Regions from separate parts of the Homo sapiens genome. Here region 2 is linked to region 1. The links are chromatin loops, found by intact Hi-C in ENCODE. Cell type or tissue: spleen. All regions are shown on one strand. Each heading gives the region's core, and the rest is flanking DNA. Links, peaks and the distances in the headings are about the cores only.

Region 1 (12,209 bases), core at 2,542-10,541:
TTCTGCCTTTTTCTTTTTCCTAAAATTCTCATTTTGCACATTCCAATAATCTCATTGAGTAAACTCCCAGCCACATCTCTGCTCCATTATCTCATTAATTTAAGCACCTCTCTCAGCTTTCATCTCTCTCCCTGGATTTTCAGTCACTGAGTTATACTTCTTCCCAAGGCTTACATCTCTTCCCTCCATCTTTTGATTCTGCTTCTCTTCTGCCTATTTTCTGCTTTTTTGCCTTTTGATTTCCGGTTTCTTAGTTAGCACTCCAGAAACAGCTCATCAAAACAAACTAGTGGTCTTCTGTCATACACTGGAAATTCCCCAATTGTATTAATGTCCTCTCAGATTTTACAGGAAAAGTCAATTTTTGCACTGATACCCTCTTTGAGTTTGAGGTTGAGTTTCAGGGCCTCAAACCAGCACAACCTGTGTCGTTCTCTCCCTCCCACTACAACATAAAACTCTCCCCTTCCCTTCCATCAGTGGAGCGGGGTCGGATCCACTATGTTTTCCTGGTGCAGAGATAAGGTTTGGCTCCTGAGCTGGGTTGTACTGACCAAAGAGCTGAGGAGAGAGACTGTGAAATGCCCAGTGGGACGCTGGTGGTAATGAGGACAAGGAACTTTATCTTTTTTACGAGGTTGGGCACAAGCACTGCCAATCCTTGGCAGGTACAGGGGTAGGGGGACATATGACATCCTGTACATAAAACAAGAAGTGCCTTCTGGGGAGAGCTCAGATCCCCCACAGGAAAACCTCCAGCTCAGCCTGTGAAAGTCAGAAGAGGGTATATGGGAAGGCATGCGTCAGATGGGGCTGTTCTTGGCCTCTTGGGATTCTTGTTTCCTCCAAAGATCGCTTGTCTCAGCATCAGGATCTGGATCAGCAGCAGCCCCCAGAACCGTGGCAGCAGCCAGAGCCCCCGCCTTGCTGACCACTGCCCCTGTCACAGGAGTTGGACCTCTGGCGCCGGCATCGGTGGTGGCGCCTGTGGTGGTTCAGGAAGCAGCCGCCCTCGGAGCTAGGGCCACAGCCCCCAGAGCTTGGGGCACAGCCAGAGGAAGCTGGAGGCAGACACTGTACTGGGTTCTTTGGGGGACACTTGGGTGAGGGGCACTTGGGTGGGGGTTGGCACTGCTTCTGGTTCTGCTGGCAGGACATCTTGGCAGGAGTTGAGATGTCCTGGAGAAAACGAAGCCACTTCTTAGTTCAAAATCTACAGTCCAACGTCTCTAAGACCAGCTGCCTCCTGAGGCAAGAGCTGCAAGAGGGTGAGGGAAGCTGATGTGGAGCTGGTGGGATATGCCAGATACTTCTCACATTGCTCTCCACCCGGGACAGATTGCTGTGAGTCTAAGTGGGCACGTGTGTTTCTGTTTCTCCAAAGAACCCCTAGGGAATGCACCCTTTTGGGAAAAAGAATTCTGTAGAATGGATGTTACAGGAAATGTGCCTGCCTGAGTAGAAAGAGGATGGGAGGGAATTGTGAGCTCTGTGGCCTTTGCAGGTCATGGAATTGCTGTCAGTTCCTGCAGGGTCTCCCTCCTGCCCCCTTCCCCCATTGCTGCCCTCTCACAGTCCTGTATCTGGGTCTTTGTTTCAAACCTCTCTGTTTCCATCTCTTCTGCTATGGCCTTAGCTTTCTGTTCTAACATCCCATATCAAGCCCTGTCCCCTGCTGAATACTTACCAGGTGCAGAGAGGCAGGAGAAGGCTGTTCCTGAGGAGACTGTGGAGGAGCCCAGGGCAGGAGTGCTTTTATCCTGTGCAGGGTGTGTGATGCACAGGCTGGGCATGCTGCTGCTTTCACAACCAGGGGAGGTGACAGCCAGGCACACCCTTGAGACTATCCATTCATCACCTTCCTGTGTACTCACCAAGATGCCTGACAAGAGGGAACCAGGAAGGTCTGACGCCTGTTTACCTTCACCTCATTCAGGCCTGCTGGGGGTTGCAATCCTACCTTCCTTGAAGCAATTGTTTTTATCACCACTCATTAGTAGTCACTCCTTATTCCACATTGCCCCTCTGGCAACTAGTAATCAATTTTTTGCCTGTATGGACTTGCCTATTCTGGACACTTCATATAAATAGAATCATATAATATATGGCATTTTGCATTAGCTTCTTTCACTTAATATATTGTTTAAGATTTATCCATGCTGTAGCATGTGTCAGAACTCCATTCTTCTTTATGGTTGAGTAATATTTCACTTTATGAATTTAGCACGTTTTATTTAACCATTCATCAAGTGATGGACATTTGAGTTAGCTCCAATTTTTGGTTATTGTGAATAATGCAGCTACAAACTTAATCTTTATTATTTCCTTCCTCCTGCTTTATGTTTAGTTTCTTCTTTTTTTCAGTGTTTTAAGGCAGAAGGTTAGGTAATTGATTTGAGATTTTTCTTCTTCCTTAATGTAGGCATTTGCAGCCATGTATTTCCCTGTAAGCATTTCCTTTGCTGTATCCCATAATTTTTGGTATGTTGTATTTTTATTTTCATTCATCTCAAAGTATTTTCTAATTCTCCTTGTGATTTCTTTCTGAACTCATTGGTTGCTTAAGACATTTCTGAATTTTCCAGTTTTCCTTCTGTTATTGATTTCTAGTTTCATTCTCCTGTGGTTACGGATGATACTTTGTATGATTTCAGTGTTTTAAAATTTAATGATACTTCTTTTATGACCCAACAAATGGTCTACCCTGCAGAATGTTCCATGTGCAATTGAGAAAAATGTGTATTCTGCTATTGTGGTTGGAGTGTTCAACAAGATGTCTGTTAGATTTAATTGGTTTATAGTGTTGTTAAAGTCTTCAGTTTGTTGATTTTCTTCCTAGTTGTTCTTCCATTAATGAAAGTGGAGTATGAAAGCTTCAAGTATTATTGTTAAATTGTTTATGAGTTGTCTGTTTCTCCCTTCAATTTTGTTAGTCTTTGTTACATGTAATATGGGACTCCATTGTTAGGTGCATATATATGTATAATAATTATTTCTTTAATAGATATGGATCCTTTTGTCATTATAAAATGTCCTCTTTGTCTCTGCCATTAATTTCGTCTTAAAGTCTATTTCGTCCAGTATTGTATAGCCACTCCAGATCTCTTGATTACCATTGCATGGTGTATGTTTTTCTACCTTTTACTTTGAATCTATTTTGTCTTTGAGCCTAAAATGTGTGTCTTATAGATAGCATATAGTTAGTTCATGCTATTTTATCCATTTTGCCAGTCTTAGCCTTTTGATTGGGGTATTTAATCTATTCACAATTAATGTAATTACTATTAAGGTAGAATTTATGTCTACCATTTACTATTTATTTCCTATATATTTCATAACTTTCTTTGCCCCTCTTTTTCTTCACTATGGCTTTGTTTTTTATTGAACAGGCATTTTCTAGTATACCCTTTTAATTTCAATGTTATATATTTTAGTATATTTTTTGAGTTATTTTCTTAGTGGTTTCCTTGGGAGTTCTTATTAACATCTTAACTTACAGTGATTATAACTCAGATCAATACCAACTTAATTTTGATAGCACGCAAAGCTTTGCTCCTGTGTAGGTTTGTTCCCTCCCCCTTCTGTATACTGTTATTGTCATATAAATCATATCTTTACATTAGAAGGCCATCAATGCAGTTCTATAAGTATTTCTTTATGCAGTTGTCTTTCAGATCAAATTGGAGAAAAAAGACTTAAAAGCACAAAATGCATTTATACTGTCTTTTATATTTACCATGTAGTTAACTTTACAAATGCTCTTCGTTTCTTCATAAAAATTTCAAATACTCTCTAGTGTTATTTCATTTCAGACTGAATTAATCCTTTTAGTATTTTTTGTAGAGTAGGGTTTCTGGAAACAAATTTTCTCAATTTTTGTTTATCTGGGAATGTCTTAATTTTTGGAGAATAGTTTTGCTGGATATAGAACTCTTGGTTTACTTTTTTTTTCTTTAGCACTTTGAATGTGTTATCCAACTGGCTTCTGTCCTCCATGGTTTCTGATGAGAAACCAGCTGTTAATGTTATTATTAATTTTTTTTGTATATGATGGGTCTTTTCTCTTTTGCTGTTTTAAAAATTCTCTCTTTGTCTTTTGACATTTGTACTATGGTGTGTTTAGGTGTGGAGAGGTTTGACTATACCCTGCTAGGAGTTTGTTGATCTTCTTAGATGTGTAGATTAATATTTTTCATCAAATTTGATAAGTAATTAACTGTTATTCCTTTGAATATTCTTCCTGTCTTTTTATTTCTCTCATCTCCTCCTGGGATTCTTATTATAAACATGTTGGTGGGCTTGATGGTTACTCACAGGCCTCTGAAGGCTCTGTTAATTTTTATTCAATCTTATTTCTTTCTGTTCCTCGGGTTGGATAATCACAATTGACCTATCTTCAAGTTCACTGATTTGTTCTTCTAGTTCAAACCTGCTGTTGAGCCCTTCTAGTCAATTTTAAATTTCAGTTATTATATTTGTCAAGCCTCAAATTTCTATTTGGTTGTTTTAAGAAATTCTTTTTAATTCTTTGTTGTTATTCTCTATTTGGCAAGACAACATTCTTATGTTTTCTTTTAATTCTTAAGACGTAGTTTATTTTAGTACTTTAAGCACATTTAAAATAGTTGATTTTTATCTTTGTCTAGTAAAACCAATGTTTAAACTTCTTCAGGGACAGTCTCTCTTGACTACCTCCCTGGACTTTGCCCCTTGTGTAGGTCATACTTTCTTGTTTATTTGTAGCTTTCTTTCTTTTTTGGTTAATAATTGGACATTTAAAATGATATAAAATCCTGGAAATCAAATTTCCCAACCCTCTCTGGGGTTTGTTGCTGTTTGTTTTCACTGTCCATTTGCTTCATGACTTTCCTGAACCAATTTTGTAAAATCTGTATTCTTTATTGTGTGTAGTCATTTAACTCTGTACTCAGTTAGCTTAGTAGACAGAGATTTCCTTAAATGCCTTGAGTTAATGTCTTTCAACCTTTGCTGAGGACCTCTGTGTGTATGTTGGGGCATGTTTTCAAGACTTCAGAAGACAGTTTACAAATCTGTCTTAGGTTTCATTTCCTGCTTGGATGGAACTTCAAGATCAGTCAAAGTTGAGATATTAGGGTCTTCCCAGGTCTTTTCTGTACATGCACACACCCTGTAAGTCCACATAGTCTCCTAGATTTCCAGAAATGTGTCATAGATTTTTAAAACTCTCTATGAGAATCTCATTCCTCAGATTTTCCATCTAAGTTTTTGGTCAACTTCTGATTTGCCCAACTATTATCACCATCACAGGCAGCTGTGATGCTAAACATTTTTTACTGATTGTTTTTGGCAAACACCCTGGGGTAAAAGCTGTTTTCAGTGAGAGAGTTCTGAGTCAACTGGAATGAAAACAAGCTTGGCTAGTTGGGATTTCTAGGGGAAATGGGAATGGGATCTTCATTATGTGCCATATAGTCAGATAATGACATTTCTCTAGGGATGGGGTTTTTGGATAGTTTCAGATATGTTCTGTTACCTCCATGTGCTACTAGCATTTTAGATTTCAAGACTATTATGGCACTGGGAACAGGGAGATGATAATAGGGCAAGTTAAAATGTCACAAAGCTCACTGCTCTTACCCATATTCAACTGCTTTTCTTAAGTGAACACTCTAATATTTTTGCAAGCCTTTGGTAAATCTCCAGAGTTTTGCAAAAGTTGATTTTCACAATTTTTCATTTTCAAGGTGTTTTTAATGGAAGAGCAGATTTTTGGAGATCCTTGCTCAATCATTCCCAACCTTGTCTTCTTAAGTGAAAACATGAGTCCCTAGTTTTTCATCTGGGTCACAAACTTCACATCCAATAAGCATTATTATTTTGAGATATACAGCTCTTCTCATCACCACAGAGATGCTTCCATATAATATCCAGGTCATATATGAGAAAGTAAGATTAAGCTTTTCCTGTTTTATTGAGATTTGACAAAAATAACTGCCAACTTGTAAACAATAGGCACAAATAACTCTCCACCTTATAAAGAGGTTGGAAGGAGCCCTGAGATGCTATCACTCTTCTCTTGTTATAGTAATGAGAAGTTTTCAAAACTGGATAGAATGCTGTGGATTTTCCCCTTACATTTCACATGGGGAAGCAACAGGTTATTACTCTTACCCTCCACTAGAGGAAAAGTCATAGAAATTTCAAGGGGACAAATTGTAGAACTTATCAATGCCTAAAAAACAGAAAGACTTGGCCAGTAGCGGTGGCTCATGCTTGTAATCTCAACACTTTGGGAGGTGAAGGTGGGTGGATCACTTGAGGTCAGGAGTTCAAGACCAGCCTTGCCAACGTGGTGAAACCCCATCTATACTAAAAATACAAAAATAGCTGGGTGTGTTGGCTGGTGCCTGTAATCCCAACTACCCAGGAGGCTGAGGCAGGAGAATCGCTTGAACCAGGGAGACGGAGTTTGCAGTGAGCTGAGATTGTGCCACTGCACTCCAGCCTGGGCGGCAGAGCAAGATTCCATCTCAAAACAAAACAAAACAAAACAATAAAACACACACACACACACACACACACACGCAAAACCCAGGAAGACTAAAATTTCAGGTCTCAGTGTCATCATTGGACTTGCTGAACAGTTCTCTGGCTATTCTGGAGAGTGAAAAATAATTGGAAAGGGAAAATGGAAAGGAGAATGGGGAAAAGAGAAGCAGCCAGTCCCTTACTGCTTGACATGGCCAGAGTTCATGAGTTTCCCTGAGCCAGTGGACAGTTTGGAGGGCAGCTAGGCATAGCTGTACTGCCACAGTCCTGCTGGGAATGTGGCTATCAAGGCAAGAGGCCTGTACCAATGGGGCTAAGAGTGCAGGGGAGTGTCAAAAGAGGCCAAATTTTTCACATCAGGTCACTGTGCTAAAGGTTCCTTAAAGAAATCAGTCATTTATCTGGTAAGAGAGCCCTCATGGGTCAGCACAGAGAGGATGCAGCCACTGAGAGACACTAGCAGTACCAGCCAAATATGAGATATTTGCTTTGTCCCCCCTTTTCTCATTCCGGCCTCAAAACAGTGCAGAATAAAGGGAACCCGCAGGGGAGAGGAGGAGGTGGACAATAAATGATGGAACTAACCATGTCTCTTTTCCACACACTAGATGCCTGTTTTCCACACAGTCCTTTAGGAGACAGTTGGGCTGTGCTGGGTTGGAGAGGGAGGAGTTAATATTCTTATTCTGAGTTATATCCAACTGGACAGGATAGGATGCTTCCTGAATACCTGAAAAATGATTAGAAAGGCCTGAAACACACTTGAGATATTATCAAAGTAGAGTCAGTATAACATAGTAGAAGACAGAGACTAGAGGAAAAATAAGTCACTATTTGTATCTGACACTGAGTTCAGACTACTTAATAAACTTCAGAGGCCCTTGGAAGATTTTCCTGCCAAGGATCTCTCTTGGTTCTTCCTCTCTTTCCAATATCAGTCAATAAATAAATCAATACTCAATTTCATAAATTGCATAATATTTTTTAAACTGCATTTAGGAAAACATTCCTTCTTGGAGCTAATTATCACTGTAAAATCAGGGCTTTGTGGTGAAAAATGTGAAAGACTTCAGATGTCAACAATGAAAAGTTTTGTCTCCAAACTCCATGTCACCCTCAAAACCTTCAGTTTCTGTGAGCTATCTTGGGTGGTCTGTGACATGATCTTTCTTTACTCTTGAGCTGGGCTCCAATTTTCAGTACAGGTCATGGTGGGCCTGGAGTGCTGAGGAATGGGTCAGACCTCCAATCATCCAGGGGGCTTTGAGTTGCTAAGAGTGGTGTAGGGAAGGCAGATAAAGTTGAAGAAAGTTTTGTTATTTCAGAAAGTCACATATAGAAAGAGGAGATGGGGGTCGGGGAGGTAGGGAGAAGATGGATGCCAGGAGATCAGGGAGGGTGGAATTTCTGGAGAGAAGAGAATCCTCTACCTCAGAAGTTCTCAGCTTTGGCTGCACATTGGCATCATCTTGGAGGGTTTTTTAAAAATACAAAACTCTGAGTTTCATCCCTCAAGACGCTGGTTGGCTTGGGCTAGGCATCAGGGTTTTAGTATCTCCCAGGTGATTCTGATGCACAGTCAGGTTTGAGAGGATCAGATCACATGAGGTGGAAGAGAAAGAATTGGAGGTTGGAGAATGAGATCACCTGTGGGCTTACGTGCATACGTACCTATTGTCCACAAAACAAACAAAAAATTCTTTGGCTACAGTACTAGTCTCTGGCTGGTCAGGAACTGGCTGATTTCTCTAGTCTCAACTTCTACTATCCTCTTCTACTTCTTTACCTGTCTTTGTCACACCAAGGGGTCTGAGGCTTCTCCCTGGGCCTGAGCTGGGGGGCACCTTAGTGACTGAAGCTTGGTGCTCAGGGAGTGTCTGTCTGAACACCTTGAGGAAAGAGGCAGATGTCTCAGGAAGTTCTAGTTCATAGACTCTCTGGACAGGATCTTGTTACCAGGTTCTATGTTGCTTGCTTATAGGCTGCAGGGTCCTGGTAGTAGGCGGGGGGGCGGGAGGTGTGGGGGAGGAAAGAGTAAGTTTTTCTAAGAGAAGGATCTGGGATGCCCCAAGACTGTCCGGGTACCTATTTCTTAAGTTTGTTTTTGGTGTGTTTTCTTCTCTTTCTCCCATCCTCTTTTGCTCTCCCCCTCTCTTTACATTCCTTCTTTACTTTCTTCTATTCTCTAAAAAATGAACAGATATTACACAGTGGGCATGGTGATAGATGTGCAATCCATTGGATGGTGGACACACCTAATTATAAATAAATGAGATGTGGTTCTGGTTGAGTAGCTCACCTTGTAGCAGGGCAGACAGACAGGTGATCAAATGACTATGACCCAAGATGATGAAAGCTACATAAAACATGTGTTGAGTCCTGAGGCTTATGCAAGAGCTTTTGGCTATCAGTCTCCTGTCTCCTCAGTGTGCCCAGAGGTTGTCATTTGGTATCACTTGAGAGTAGTTGAGGTGAGGTCAGCAGCCTATAGGAGCTGATGATGGGCATGGAGCAGGAACAAAGGGATAAGGAGTCTGACCTCCCCTTGCAGTTTATGGTCAGAGAGACACAGAGAAACTCATGAAACCTAGGAGGCAGAGGTGTCCCTGCAGAGAGAAGGGGGATGGACAAAATTCCTGTCTGAGGACAGAATGTGGTGGATAGAAGCGGCCAGAATAATAGGTTCATTAAGAACATAGGTTGGGGAGTCAGATATTTCAGGCTTTGTTTTCTTATTTCTTCAGGTGATAGTTGTCATAAGGTAAAGGTGTTTGAAGAGAGAAAAAACTACAATGGAATGAAAGCACAGTGGACCACGGATGTTAGAGCTGCAACCAGAGATGGAGATAAGAAACTAACCTACATCTGATGAACGATGTGTCAGTAAGCCACTCACTTTGTAAGTTTCTGAGTTGCAGACATGGGTCAGAGAAGAAGGTGATTCACCCAGGCTGGGATATTCAGGGAGAATTTATCTGAAAGGTAATTATAATTAATTGAAGGTGAATAATTATAGATACATTTTGTAGTGTTATTATGTATACCTGATGTAATGCAATTGATGTGTGACTAATGCCTGTAAAAACTGCATTTGAATCAGCTCTGTAGAATTTTCCTATTGCATTTTATTATAACAATAAAGACGCATTTTCTTCTGAAATATAAGCATACTCAAGAATAAGACAAATCTTTTATATCACACAGGTAATTAACAATATGTATTTTTTTCAGACAAATACACCAGTGGTTCAGAATAGAAAGCCAAAAAATAAGGCCACACACCTACAACCATCTGGTATTCAACAAAGCTGACAAAAACAAGCAATGGAGAAAAGACTCCTAGTCAATACATGGTGCTAGGATAACTGGTCAGCCATATGCAGAAGATTGAAACTAGACTCCTTCCTTACACCATATACAAAAATCAACTTAAGATGGATCAAAGACTTAAATGTAAAACCCAAAATTATAAAAACCCTGGAAGACGACTGAGGCAATACCATTCCAGACATAGAAATGGACAAAGATTTTATGACAAAGACACCAAAATCAATTGCAAAAATGACAAATGGGATCTAATTAAACTAAAGAGCTTCTGCACAGCAAAATAAACTATCAATACAGTAAACAGACAACCTACAGGATGGGAGAAAATCTTTGCAAACTATGCATCTGACAAAAATCTAATAATATCCAGCATCTATAAGGAACTTAAGCAAATCTACAAGAAAAAAAACAAACAAACAACCCAATTAAAAAGCAAGCAAAGGACATGAACAGACACTTTTCAAAAGAAGAGGTGCATGCAGTCAATAAGCATATTTTTAAAAAGCCCAACATCCCACTGATCATTAGAGAAATTCATATCAAAACCGCAGTAAGGTATCATCTCAAACCAGTCAGAATGGCTGTCATTAAAAAGTCAAAAAATAGCAGGTGTTGTAAGGTTGCAGAGGAAAAGGAATGCTTATACATTGTTGACGTGAGTGTAAATTAGTTCAACTGCTGTTGGAGACAGTGTGGCTATTCCTAAAAGACCTAAGGACCAAAATACCATTCAACACAGCAATCCGTTACTGGGTATATACCCAAAATAATATAAATCGTTCTCTCGTAAAGACACATGCACACATATGTTTATTGCAGCACTACTCACAATAGCAAAAACATGGAATCAACCTAAATGCTCATCAAAGAGAGACTGGATAAAGAAAATGTGATACAGGTATACCATAGAATACTATGCAGCCATAAAAAAGAGTGAGATCATGTCCTTTGCAGGAACATAAATGGAGCTGGAGGCCATTATCTTTAGCAAAGTAAGACAAGAAAAGAAAACCAAACACTGCATGTTGTCATTTGTAAGTGGCAGGTAAATAATGAGAACACATGGACACATAGAGAGGACAACAGACACAGGGACGTACCAGAGGGTGGGGAATAGAAGGAGTGAGAGGACCAGGGAAAATGACTAATGGGTACTAGGCTTAATACCTGGGTGACAAAATAATCTGTACAACAAATCCCCATGACATAAGTTTACCTGTATAACAAACCCGCACATGTACCCCTGAACTTCAAATAAAAGTTAAATAAAAATGCACGGCTTTTGAGAAAACATTATTAGTACAGTAAATGTGTCTGTTTATCCTACTACAGGAAAGCCTATAGTTGTGGCTACCCACTTTGAGATAAGGTCTAACAGGAGGAAAATGAGAGTACCTTCATACTACTGGTGCAAACATTATTTTTTCCACTGGCAGTGGTCTGAGAACATAGGCCTTCTAGTGCACTAATATTCTTCTCATCACCACTAGCAACTCATCCCTTATTCTTACTTGATTGCTGTCTGTGGTATAAAAGTAAGGTGTTACTACATGAGCTTTTTGCAGTAGCAAAGCCAGTATATTTAATCATCAATGTTGTTCTCAGGCTAGTGTCTTTCATTGTGTTTATCAAAGCTACACTGCTGCCTCCTCAATCCAGAGATATGGGAAACCAACTGGATAGAGGGGTGTTGATACCTTACTTTGCTGTTTTACAAGCAAATCAGAGGACTGTCTTGAATGGACCCACTAGATTGGAAGTTCCCTGAGAACATCTTATTTTTTCATTTTCTCTAATGTATCTCCAGTATCTATAGAGGTGTCAGTATATAATAGATGTTTAATAAATAGTTTTTAAATAATGAATGATTAATTATTAATTATTGAATCCTAGGCTGGGTTGAGGTGGTCTTTATTAGTGACCTGTTGGGGTCCACTTTTAGGGGCAGCATCATGAACTGCATAACATCTATCTTTGACTGTCTTGGTATTGCAGGTTCAAACTTCATAAGTTGGTCCAACTCCTATTTCTTCTCCCTCCTGAGTGGACTCACAGTGGGTGTAAGAATTGGCGGACAATTTGACATCAAGAGCTTGACCTTGGTAGGTGCTTGGAGCCTCCAGTCCTCTTTCCATAGACTTTGATGGCAGGCTTTATTTCTTCAAAGGCTGGATCTTTTCTCTTTCAGGTGATATGCAGTTAGGAATTTGTCTCATGAATTCTAGTCCTGCTCTAAACAGTGGTCCTCAGTTTCTGGACTAGTGGAGTGGTTCTGGCTAGATCTGTGGGCTCCTTGGTGTGGGGTCCATGTGGCAAGGCCTCACACACAGGGTAGCAACTCCAACCTCCCA
Region 2 (12,209 bases), core at 1,788-9,787, 51 kb after region 1:
TAGAACTAGAAATACCATTTGACCCAGCCATCCCATTACTGGGTATATACCCAAAGGATTATAAATCATGCTGCTATAAAGACACATGCACACGTATGTTTATTGTGGCACTATTCACAATAGCAAAGACTTGGAACCAACCCAAATGTCCAACAATGATAGACTGGATTAAGAAAATGTGGCACATATACACCATGGAATACTATGCAGCCATAAAAAATGATGAGTTCATGTCCTCTGTAGGGACATGGATGAAGCTGGAAACCATCATTCTCAGCAAACTATCGCAAGGACAAAAAACCAAACACTGCATGTTCTCACTCATAGGTGCGAATTGAACAATGAGGACACATGGACACAGGAAGGGGAACATCACACACCAGGGCCTGTTGTGGGGTGGGGGTAGGGGGGAGGGATAGCATTACGAGATATACCTAATGTTAAATGACGAGTTAATGGGTGCACACCAACATGGCACATGTATACATATGTAACAAACCTGCATGTTGTGCACATGTACCCTAAAACTTAAAGTATAATTAAAAAAAATAAAGGCCTGACTTTTCTTGGATGATACCGTGGGAGGAGTGATTTGACCCTGTAGCCCACAGTTTCCATTGACGGTGATGTAGAGAATCAGAAAATCGACAAGAATGAGACCAAAGTGGATGGAGCATGTGGAGGCAGAAAGAAAGGTCTGAAGGATGAAGATCAAGTCAAGCTGCACATAATGGACCTTAGGGAGGGAGGTTAGCTGAAGTCAGTGGATTCTGAAGCAATTGGAATTGAAGTTTTCTCTGACGGGAATGCTAATGAGAGGCTCTGTGCTCTGAGAAAACAGAAAAAAGCGGACATGATGAATGCTTCTGGGGGTACAGATTACATATCTGTAAATTTCTTTTAAGATATTTGAGATAGAATTGAACTCATTATTATTTTCTGTCGTGTGTTACTTTTTGAACTCAACAATAATGAGACACAGCCATATTCTAGTTACCACTGGACTCTAACTGGGCAGCTCCTGCCCCAACATTGGAATATGGCAGTGTTTTATCTCTACTCCAAACCAAAGTGATTGATGTGAATCATCAGTGCTGCTTCATTTTGATAGCTGGATTTTGGAAATAATGTTGCAAAACTGGGGACTGTTCAACCCAAGCTATGATGGTTCTTGAGATAACTTCAGAAAGATGAAAACAAATCATATAGCTGTGGCTACAGTCAAAGCAGAAACTTTTGAGAGAAATTAGAGGTTGAGCTTGGACATTTTAGACAGAGAATAAGACCTATATGATACTTTGGGAATTCAACTGATTATAATACTTTTTTTAATTTCATTTTTAAAAAGTGGCAAACTGGAAAAATCAGTTTTGCTCCAATATATGTGGACACATTATTTCTTAAGAAACTGGAATGAAAAGTGTCAAAAGGAACCATAACTGAAAGTTGAAGTCAAATCTGCTCTGCTAGTCAAATCACTTAACTGGCTGAGAAGGGTTCTCTGAGAAAGTGAACAGAGATTTGAAGCTTACAATTGAGTAGACTTGAATCAATGTAATAGGCTTCTTGCTCTGGTACACTTAAGACATGCTTGGGAAGTACTTTTTAAAAGTCAGAATTAAAACACATAATGGAGAAAAAAGGAAAAGGATGGGCAAGCTCCTTATGGGAACACCTGAGTCCCACATTCAGCTAAGTTGTACATGCAAAGCCACAAGCATTGATGAAGCTAGTTGGCCTAAAATTCACAGGAATTGTGTGCATTTCAGGGTGCATAGAGACTGAGATTGCACAAACATTTGATGAGTGTTGGGGTGATCAGACCCAACACCAGGCTGGGGGGGGGCTACGAAGTCCGGTGGAGTCAAAGGAATGAGAAAAGACCAGTTAAGAAATAAAGTGGGACCAGGGGGCCAATGCTAGTATGGAGACTGCAAAGGCCCCGAGCTCTGGGAGCCCATGCTATTTATTTGTGATCAAAGAAACAGGTGGTGAGGATGTGGGGGTTGAAAGGAAGCAATGTATTAAGTGAATGAGCTACAGCTGTGATGGTTTAGCATTTTCTTTGAAACATATGGCTACTTGCAATAATGGGAATGCTAGAAGCGAGGAGCCAGCAAGTCTAGACACATTCCAGAGGCCACAAGGGGGTTTTAGATCCTGGAACCCAGACATGTTCCAAGCCCTGACTCAGCTTGTCTCCCAACACTCAGCTTTTCTCCCAACAATGAGTGTATCTCCCATGCCAGGTGCCACTCTAGGCATTGTAGATACAATGGGAACAGATGAAGTTTCTTTTTACTTGGAGCAGACATCGACTGGGCATGTTGCAGGCTGACATTTTCCTTGCTCTGCATTCAGTTGGATTATCATACCCTGTGTGTCATGAGTGTCAGTGTAGGTGAGATAAACCTTGGAAAAACATTAAGGCATGAAAGTGGTGAATTTTGGGGGGACTAAGAAAGCTATCTAGTGGCTATTGGCACCTCAGCAGAGCCAACAACTTTAGAAGGAAGAACATAAGTTGCTGATGGCAGAAAATCAGTGGGTGTCCTATTGTTACATAACAAATCACCCCAAAACTTAGTGATGTGAAACAATACACTAAGTGATTGGAATGACAGCCATCTTGGTTTTCTCACAATTTTATGGGTCACAAATTCAGAAAGGACTCAGCAGGGCAATTCTCATTTCATGCATTTGTCGTCAGATGTTGATTGGAGCTGTGGTCATCTGAAGGCTGACTGGGCTGGACATCCAAGAAGTCTCACTCAGATGGTTGGCTGTTGATGCTGGATGCCAGCTGAGCCCTCTTCTGGGGTTGTCACCTGGAGGACCTACATCTGGCCTCTCTTGCATGATGGTCTTAGAATAGCGAGACTTTTTACATGGTAACTGGCTTCCCCAGAGACAGCCTCCTAAGAGGACCAGGTGGAATCTGCATGACCTTTTGTGACCCAGCCTTTGAAGTCACATAGCATATTTCAACCATATTCATTTGGTTAAAGGAGTTACAAGCCCGCTTAGATTCAAGGTAAGTGGACATAGGCCTAACTTCTCAATGAGAGGAATGTCAAAAAAAATTTGAACCATGCTTTAAAATCATCACAAATAGGTATCAGCCAAATCCTCACCCTCTTGTCAGTTCACTCTACATGTTGCTGAAGCCCTAGTATAAATTAATGTTCCCACAGTGTTTTGAAAAGACTCAGATTTTGGTCATGCTTGTAACATATTCAAGCTTTGAAGAGGGTGGCCACTCCTATAACCTTTATGGAACTAGAATGTTCAGAACTATTGCTGCAATAATGATGTCTTACCAAAATATATCAAAGTTATTTACATATGCCAGATAATTATCTAATTCCTGGCCAACATGGTGAAACCCCATCTCTACTAAAAATACAAAAATTAACCAGGCGTGGTGGCTCGTGGTAGTTTCAGCTACTCAGGAGGCTGAGGCAGGAGAATCACTTGAACCTGGGAGGTTGCAGTGAGCAGATATCATGCCACTGCACTCCAGCCCTGGAGACAGAGTGAGACTCCACCTAAAAAAAATTAAATGCAATGGGAAAATAGTATACATCTGTCATTTATATTCAGCAGAAACACTGGTGAAATAAACTTAATTACCACTATTGTCCATCACTTTATTTTTTCTCCCATCAATTATCATTCAATCCCTCCTTTTTCCTAAAGCGTTCTGGCCAATGTGATATGAGCATCCCTGTGTCTGAACCATTCCTATCTCTTGGATCAATAGTGCAGTCAAGTAAATGCTGAAGCAATGTCTGTCATGTCACAGATCTAGACTGCTAGATTTGCAAGTCTGTCATGTCACAGATCTAGACTGCTAATTGGTGGCTCAGCTTTTAATTCCAGCATTTCTGGTTCATTTTGCCTTTATTTTTTAGCTTTGTTTTCCCCTAGACTCTTCAAGGTTTCTCCTGGTATTTAAAAGAGGGGAGGCAATGGGAATGTCCGACTCCAGTGCCCATGTTCTTGGCCTGCACACTATTCTGCCTCCCATTATCTTAGCTTGCTTCCCTTTCAGATCCAACTTCTCTCAAAGGGCAGCTTCATTTCCTCCCTCTGCCAGGAAACCTTCTGCCCAGGGACTCCTGGCTCTTGGGTCCCATTAGTTCCTCTTAGTCACTTTAGCTAGGCCATCACAGGACCATCAAAGGTCATTTTGCAGGCCAGAAACCTCACCCAACACCCACAAATGATACTAGTGACAATGTCTGGACACTTCACTCTTGTCAGGGAAACAGGGGGTTACCATCCAAAGGATAAGTCCCATGGACTTCCCACACACTTATGTAACAGTCCATATCATTCCAGCTCATAAGTGGATTGCTGACTTGTCAGTCGGCATCTCAAGGATGGGAATCATATTTCACACATTTCTGAGTCCTTTGTGTCAACATATATCTGAACTGTGTCCTCAATTCCTGTTGTTTGAATGAATTAATTAATGAATAAAATAGTATAGACAATTAGTTTTCAACAGTCTTGATAATCAAGGCCAGATATTTGGGTGTTACAGGGACTTCCTGGTTCCCTTCTATCAGAAAACATCTGGGCATCTACTGAATAATTATTGAATTTCCTACTGAGGGGCTAGAGTTTGAAGAGCTGTTACTTGGAGTAGAGTCCATCACTATCATCACTCTCCATGTCCCATCTCCTTTTTTTCTGATTCTAAATCAAAGTAGGAGGAGAAAATACCTTGATCAGCAAACATTCTGAGCCAATTCATCCCTGCCCAAGGCCCTGTTTCCCTGCTGCCCTTAGGTTAGCAAAAACGTGAGCTTAGGGTCATAGGGTCAGGGTCTGAGAAAGACGGTGAGGGACAAGGGGAGACAGATAGGTAGATAGAGATAGATAGATAGATAGATAGATAGATAGATAGATAGATAGATAGATAGATAGAAAACAATGATTTACTTTTTCATTTCTTCCAGGGATCACTGAGCTGAGATGTCCTGAAAGGAAAAACTAACAGCACTGTCAGCCCCCTCCCAAGTGCCTAACCCTCAAGTATCCTTTTGGTTGTTTGCTGCCAGTCTATTTCTGTTGTGGTTCCAGCTCTGCAGGAAGCTGCTACCGGAGTCACCATGGGCCCACAGATCCCACTGACATGCCCAACAGAGCATTCTGGAGGCTCCAGTTGCTGCCACAGCTCTGGGGGCTGCTGTGGTCCTGGGTCATGAAGACTACAGAGTATCAGAGTTGGAGGAACCAGAGGACCAAGGACCTGCTCCCATCTGGAGCTTCTCTTCTTCTCTGCCATCTAGGGCTGAGCTACCAAAGTGTTTTCGGAAGGATCTGAACGGGCCCAGTAAGCTCATTCCCTTTGTTTTCCAGAGCTCTGTGTTTATTTCCAACTCATGCTTCTGTCCTTGACCTTGTGAAAGACTGCTCACCTCATTCCCACACTAATATACAACCCCCCTAAAAGGGTTTTGTGAGTTGAGGGGTGTATGACCCACTTGTGTCTGTTCCTAAGATAGGCCTATGTACCCAATGTGGGGCAGCCCCTGTAAGGCAAAGACGGGAACGCACTGGACAGAGCTTGCAACGAGAAAGCACAGCTTTATTCTTCACAGCACAGGGATATTAAAGAAGGAGGGAAAACACTAAGACCAGCAGGATAAATCCCCTGGGGGAGTACTTGAAACTCATCAAGGAACATCTCAGTAGGAAAGAGGAGACAGGAGCAAAGAAGCACCAGGCTAGGGCTGGTTCCAGTCATTTTGGCACTTTCTTTTCTCAAATATTTTTACTTAATCTCGTGGCTCAGGTCAGCAGCAGCCCGCAGAACTGTGGCCACAGCTGGAGCTCCCGCCTTGCTGACCACTTCCCCTGTCACAGGAGTTGGAGCTCTGGCAACGGCAACGGTGAGACCTGCGGCATCTGTGGTGACTCAGGCAGCAGCTGCGCTCGGAGCTGGGCCCACAGCCCCCAGAGCTTGGGGCACAGCTGGAGGAAGCTGGAGGCAGACACTGTGCTGGGCTCTTTGCAGGGCACTTGGGCGGAGGCTGGCACTGCTGCTGGTTCTGCTGGCAGGACATCTAGGCAGGAGGTCAGGGAGCCTGGGCAAAATAAAAGCAAAGCAAAATACGTGTCAATGCAGGTTTCAGGCCAGGGCCTCCTCATGCTTTGGTTTAATTGTGGATCCCTTCCCCTAAACTCAGTCTGCCCTCCAGCTAAGACCTGGGGAAGGGGAATGCAAACGGATCTGAAGTTAAACCGGCCTGATACTGCCCCTTCCTCCGGCCCTCTCCCCTGCCTGGGAGGCAGCTGACACTCCTGGGTGGGCCTCTGGGGCTCCTGCGCACGCCCTGCGGGGCCTGTCACACCTCCGGACCCGATGCGAACAGCTCCCCCTGCAGGCGTCCCGTGAACACAACGCCCATGACCCTCCAGGGTGGCGTCTCTCTGGACGCCTGTGAGCGCAGGGTGTGAGGAGGCAACGCATCTCTGCGCACATGAGGAAAAGGGGGTTCAGAGGTCGCAGCATCGCGGAGCCCCTGAAGTGGCTCGCAGACTTGTCTGTCTTCCTCACTATCCCGCCCATCTCCCATCCCAGTCCCAGCCGGCCACCCACCACAGCCTCTCTGCCGCCTCCACCGTGTCTGCCTCCTCCCCTCTCCTTGTTGAAGCACAGACGTGTTTGCGCAGCCCTTTCAGCCCAGGTCCTCTCGCCAGCTGGACGCTCACCTGGTTTGGTGGAGGCAGGAGAAGGTTCTTCCTGAGGTGATTGTGGACTGAGGAACCCAGGGCCTCAGCCCTTTTATCCTGGGTATTATGATGCACAGCCCAACTATGTGTCCTCCTTTGCTCCCCAAAGGGAGGGGAAGCACCACACACTCCCAAGGACCAGGCTTTCAGCATATTCTTAAGGCGCATATTTTGAGGAATGACAAAAGGGAAGCAGGAAATCTCGATGACGGTCCAATTATCCACCGTTCAGGCCCTCTGGCTGCTGTTCCACTTTTTTTTCTTCATTCAGCTCACATGCTCTGAAGCCAGGGTACGTCCTTTGTGGGGCCTGGTAATATGGGGACAAACAGAACACATTTCTCCCCTTGACTAGCTCACAGCTTTTCAGAAGGCCAGATGGACAACTGAGCAATTAAATCACATCCTATGTGCTAAGCGACGCAGCACAAGTGTGCACAAACATGGCAGGCTGGGGTCACTGCCTTTGGGTGTCAGTCCCCATTGCTTTGTGGATTCCTTTACATAGGTGATGGAATCAGCCCCTGTGTCCTGAGATGTTGGCTGCACTGAGCTCACTGGACCTGGGTTGAGTAAGGGGTGGAAGAATGGAGCTGGGGCCATGGCTTGAGAGGTAGTGTCTTCAGGGAATATCATGGCATCTTAAAGGTGGCATTGGGCACTGTGGGGGCAGAGGGGTAGAGTGGAGGGAGGTGCAGATGGTATAAAAATGTGACCTCCATCTGTGGGATCAACAGAAATCACACTTAATGGGAAAAAAGGGGCATCCGTTTTTGGCTGTCTGTGAAATGTGCAAGGCTGAATTTAATCCTATATATTATGTTAGTAATTCATTAAAATTTCTTTGAATTTGTTGATAATGATGAGGTTGATGGGGTTGTATGCATTTCACTTAATGAATACCTGTGATAATGCTTGAAGTTTGTATATGATGAATTCATAAAAATGGAATATTATTTACTATTTGGTTTTAGTTATATCAGTGATAAATTTATCAGTGAATTCATCTCTAATAATACAATACAATATGCCATAGCCTCTAAATAAAAACCACTGTAATGAATTTTAAAATAATCTTTATTATACTATATATTCTTCCAAGGAAAATAATCACAATTGAGACAATATTAAGTTTCTAATAATCATGAATTTAAATTATATTGTAATTTTAAGCAAAATGTTATTTTGATCAGAGTATATGAAAGCCTGAAGATGCTTGTTCTTTGGTACAAAATACACTGCTAGAGGATATTAGTTCCTTCTTCCCCTTTGCCTATCACTCCACTTTGAACAAACTGCAATACCATGCATTCTTTTAAGAGTTCTATGAGGTCAGGAGTTCAAGACCAGCCTGTTCAACACGGCAAAACCCCGTCTCTACTAAAAATACAAAAATTAGCTGGGTGTGGTGGTGGGCATCTGTAATCCTAGCTACTCGGGAGGCTGAGGCAGGAGAATCGCTTGAGCTGGGGAGGCAGAGGTTGCAATGAGCTGAGATCGCGCAACTGCACTCCAGCTTGGGTGACAGAGCAAGACTGTCTCAAAAAAAAAAAATAGTTCTGCAGAATTATGAATGGAAGAGTGGGAATTCCTGGTGGAAAGCTGGTGAAAGGCTAGGACAGGTGTGCCAGAAGCATGTTTTTAGGAACATGCTGAATGGGGTCCTCAAGGCTTTGTTAAGTTTTAGTGTCAGAGCTATGCTGGAAGTAACTTTGCCCTTATATCCTTAAGTACTCCTACTTCCTTCCCTCAGAGGATATAATAATAAAAAGAGACAATTGCAAAGGATGTGAATGGGCACTTTTGAAATGCCACACTGGGTGTTGTGAATGAGAAGAGCGTAAAGGAAACATAGATCTCTTCGCACTGCTGCACTGACTTTGCTGGTGGAATGGGTGTGAGAGAAGGACAGGAGGGGATCACCTTGAGGGAAGCATGCTGTTAGTGAAATCTGGGCCTCCTGCAGACTTAATCCTTGTCTGAACCAAATGCCTTTTCCAGACACAGCCCAAAAGGTTGAGGAGAATGGGCTGTGATACCTTCAGAGCAGGGAAAGTACTTATCTCTTGAATTGTTGGTTCACCTAATGCTCTTCTTCTGAGACTGCCAGGCCCAGATCAGCAGCAGTCCTACTGACCTGTGGCAGCAACGGAAGCTCCCACCACTGACCACTGCAATACCATGACCATAGGTAGTAACACTGGTGGGATCAGCTCAGGCATCTGAGCTGCTCCTAGAGCTGGAGCCATGGTGAGATGAGCCTGGAAGAGGACTTGGAGCTGGTCAAAGGTAGTCACTTTAGAACGCACTTGGTGAATTACTTAGGAGTGAAGCACTTGATAGGTGTTTGGTATGGCTGATGGCTTTATTGGCAGCTTATCTCAGCAGGATCTATTTAGCACCTATTCAGATGCATCAAATAATAATAAAAAATGTTTCCTTTTGAAATTAAAATCACATTTTGTAGACAATATATAGGTAAAATAAACAAGTTTCAGAAAGAAAATTTTTTACCCAGATTAATTTCTTTAAGATTTCTTTTTCTCTAGATAAGTATAGATAGGTAGCCATATACATGTATTCATAGATATACATGGCCCGGGCCAAGCTCTCGGCTACTTGCAGAAACTCAGCCAAGGGAGGTTGAATAGTGGCTGGGCTGAGAGTCACTTTGCCTTGGCCTTTAAGGCTATACAATTCCAGGGCCGGTTCCTTCTCTGTCTGGACGTCTCTTTATTCTCCAATCTCTTTCCTTTTTTTTTTCTTGTTCCATCATTTTCACCTTTTCTTCTAAGACTTATGAATCCTGCCACAGTGAAACTTCCCTAGTTTCAGACAAGAACTCCTACCTGTGGAGGCAGACTGGAGGAAAGGCTTGTGATGAAGCTCCCTTTCCTGGGAGATCCAGGGCTGGGCTCTGAGGTGTGATATGGCTATCGGTGGAGCAGGTCAAGCCTCTTACACTTGCAGGGCAGGTAAAGGCTCTTCCTGGCATCCTGTGCTTGCTCATTCCTCCTGTGGTGGCCCCATGGAAACTCCCAAGTGGTTGCTTTTTGTTGCCAATGAGGAGATGAAGTTTTGCCAAGGAACACCCTTTCCTCAGGCTTAGTCCCCACTGAGCAGCCTGGGGATTCCCAAGAAGCCCGTCATTGGATTAGAGATTATATGACTCCAGGTATCCATGTGTCTGTCCCTTCTTAGGAAACATCTAGTCACACCCTCTCCTTTAACTTATTTGAAAGAGGGCAGGAGGAAGGGAGATCAGTTGCTGGCCAGGGGACTGACAGAACAGAATGGATTTGTAGAAAAGCATATTCAAGACTTAGTGACTCATTGTCTGTGCAAGATGGAGGATATGAATTAGCCAAGATTATGTTATTAACTCTCCTAATGATTAGGAGCATAGAAAGCTTTCTTTAGAGAATTTTGAGGTTGAGGTCACAGAAGGACCTTGAAGTGGATATAGCTTCAGGATGTTTGAAGAAATGGGGGTGGAGGCTTATGATCTACTGGTCAAGAAAGTCCTGGAGGGAAACTTCTGAATCACACTCTGATTATTTTCTTGTATTCTCCTCCTTCCTTCCATCCCTCCCTCTTTACCTCTATTCTTTTCTTCTTTCTTCCTCCTTCCCTCCCTCCCTTCCTCTTCCCTCCCTTCCTTTGCACCACTAACCAAGAACCAATTTGGTCTATGAGACCAAACAAAGCCAGTGAATATCACACATGATGTTTCTGTTGTCACTGCAGCCCCAATCAGCTAAGAGTGGTGGGTGGGTACAAAAGTATCTAAAACTTTAAACCACTGATATGAAGATTCATGGAAGCAGTGACCACCTTGTCAACAGTGTTCCTAGTAGCACAGTGTTCCTAGTAGTTCCCAGTTTATGGTACAACAGTGATTGTCCCTGGGCATTATGGGACACATGGCTAGAGACTTTTCATCCTTCTGCTCTGAGCACACCCATCTACACACATTCACCACATATCCATACACATAATGATGCTCCATTATGACTATTCCTGTCAAACGGAATGAGGGAACCACAGAAGACATCACCAAGGCCATTTTTAGATGATTCAGTGTCTTGACTATCTCATTGGAAAACAGTAATTCAAACTTCAAACCTGTGCAAGTGTCCCTTCCTTCCTTTGTTCTTTCCTTCCTTCCTTCATTTTTTTCTTCCCTCCCCCTTTCCTTCTTTCTTTCTTTTTCTTTTCTAATTATTATAAGATGGTTTTCAAATATTCCACTGAACTTTGAACAACTTGGGGAGATCCTTATGTTATCATCTTTGAATTTCTAAGCAATGATGAACTGAGAATTGTCTTTATGGAAGGTGTTTAATTAATCTTTGCTGAATTAAACTCACAGCTCTGAGAGGATAGCGGCCATATCTGGGAACAGAAAATCAGTGAGAACTTGGAGACTGAAAAAAGAAGAGTCACAGAGGCCAAGGGCTTGGCTAATGTCAGGAATTCCCATGGCACATGCTCTTGCTCTTGGCCCGTGTCTGGCTTCTGACAGCTAAGTACCCTTGCCCCACTAACATGCTCTGTTCTGCTTATGACTACTGTATTTCCATGCTCCCCAGATGAGACTCAAGGCTCAGCAGGGATTTGGATCTCAGGGCTGAGCATGTCCCCTCCACCTCATCAAAGAGCCTCCTCCTTGCTCTGTGCTTGGGCAATGCTGTGGGGAATCCAGCCTAGAATAGAATAAGGGGATCTGACGAGATATCCTGTTCTGGCCCAGGAGTGGGGCCAAGGGGGAGCATCTGTAGTGAGCCGAGGAACCTCCTCATTGGGATATTCACAGGGACCTAGCAGGTGAGAGACAGAGAGGCCTAAGGAGGCTGAAATCTTATTTGAGGCTCTGGGAGAGGAGCCTTAAAGAAATCATGTAATCTGAACCCCCTCAGGAAAAGTGTGGATGCCTGAAGATGTCAAGACCCTGTTTCTTCAGAGTTCCCTCACATGAACACAGGAATAGACTGCTTCTTTGTTCCATTTCCTAGGAGTGGGGTCTTACGGATTCAACTTGATGAGAAAATAAGTGTTAGAGAAAGAGTTGCCTGGATGTAACTGAGCAATTTCTGGATGCTTTCTCAACCATATGAGGAAATCTATGGAGTGAGATTGGACTTCCCTGAGAACATCTGTCTTCTGTAGCTGATGTGGGTCATAGTTGAGCTGACTGCATATTAAAGGCATGGGGAGGGGAAGGAGTTAGGGGTGAAGGGTGTGGGGAAGAGCTAGATAGGATCTGAGGCAAATATGTGGGGGTGGGCTTTCTCTATTACCTTCTGTAAATTTACTCTCTATAAATTACTTAATTTCCCAATGCCTCAATTTCCTTATCCATAAAATAGGGATTAAGCTGATGGTATGGAATATAAGTATCAATTAATGATATAATAAGCAAGACAATGGGGAGAGGTGGAGCAAGGTAGTCAAATAGAAGC

What was found. Hi-C counts contacts between places; a loop is a spot of excess contacts. Peaks named below come from ENCODE experiments on the same cell type or tissue, not always from the same donor. Only the 100,000 strongest peaks of a DNase experiment are listed, where the experiment ranks them.
Region 2: it touches region 1 in a loop (3-fold over the local background); 19 of 110 quality-filtered maps call a loop at or near these places.

The regions. Positions count from the first base shown.
Region 1 is chr1:152,565,051-152,577,259 of GRCh38, forward strand. LCE3E (late cornified envelope 3E) reads right to left here and starts at 1,730. Exons shown (of 2, transcript NM_178435.4): 1 at 1,688-1,730; 2 at 604-1,179. The coding sequence starts at 1,158. The coding sequence ends at 880. In spleen, for the core only: no CTCF peak of the experiment used is centred there; no DNase peak of the experiment used is centred there; H3K27me3 peaks cover 1,254 bases.
Region 2 is chr1:152,617,027-152,629,235 of GRCh38, forward strand. LCE3A (late cornified envelope 3A) reads right to left here and starts at 6,077. Exons shown (of 1, transcript NM_178431.1): 1 at 5,808-6,077. The coding sequence starts at 6,077. The coding sequence ends at 5,808. In spleen, for the core only: no CTCF peak of the experiment used is centred there; no DNase peak of the experiment used is centred there; H3K27me3 peaks cover 3,306 bases.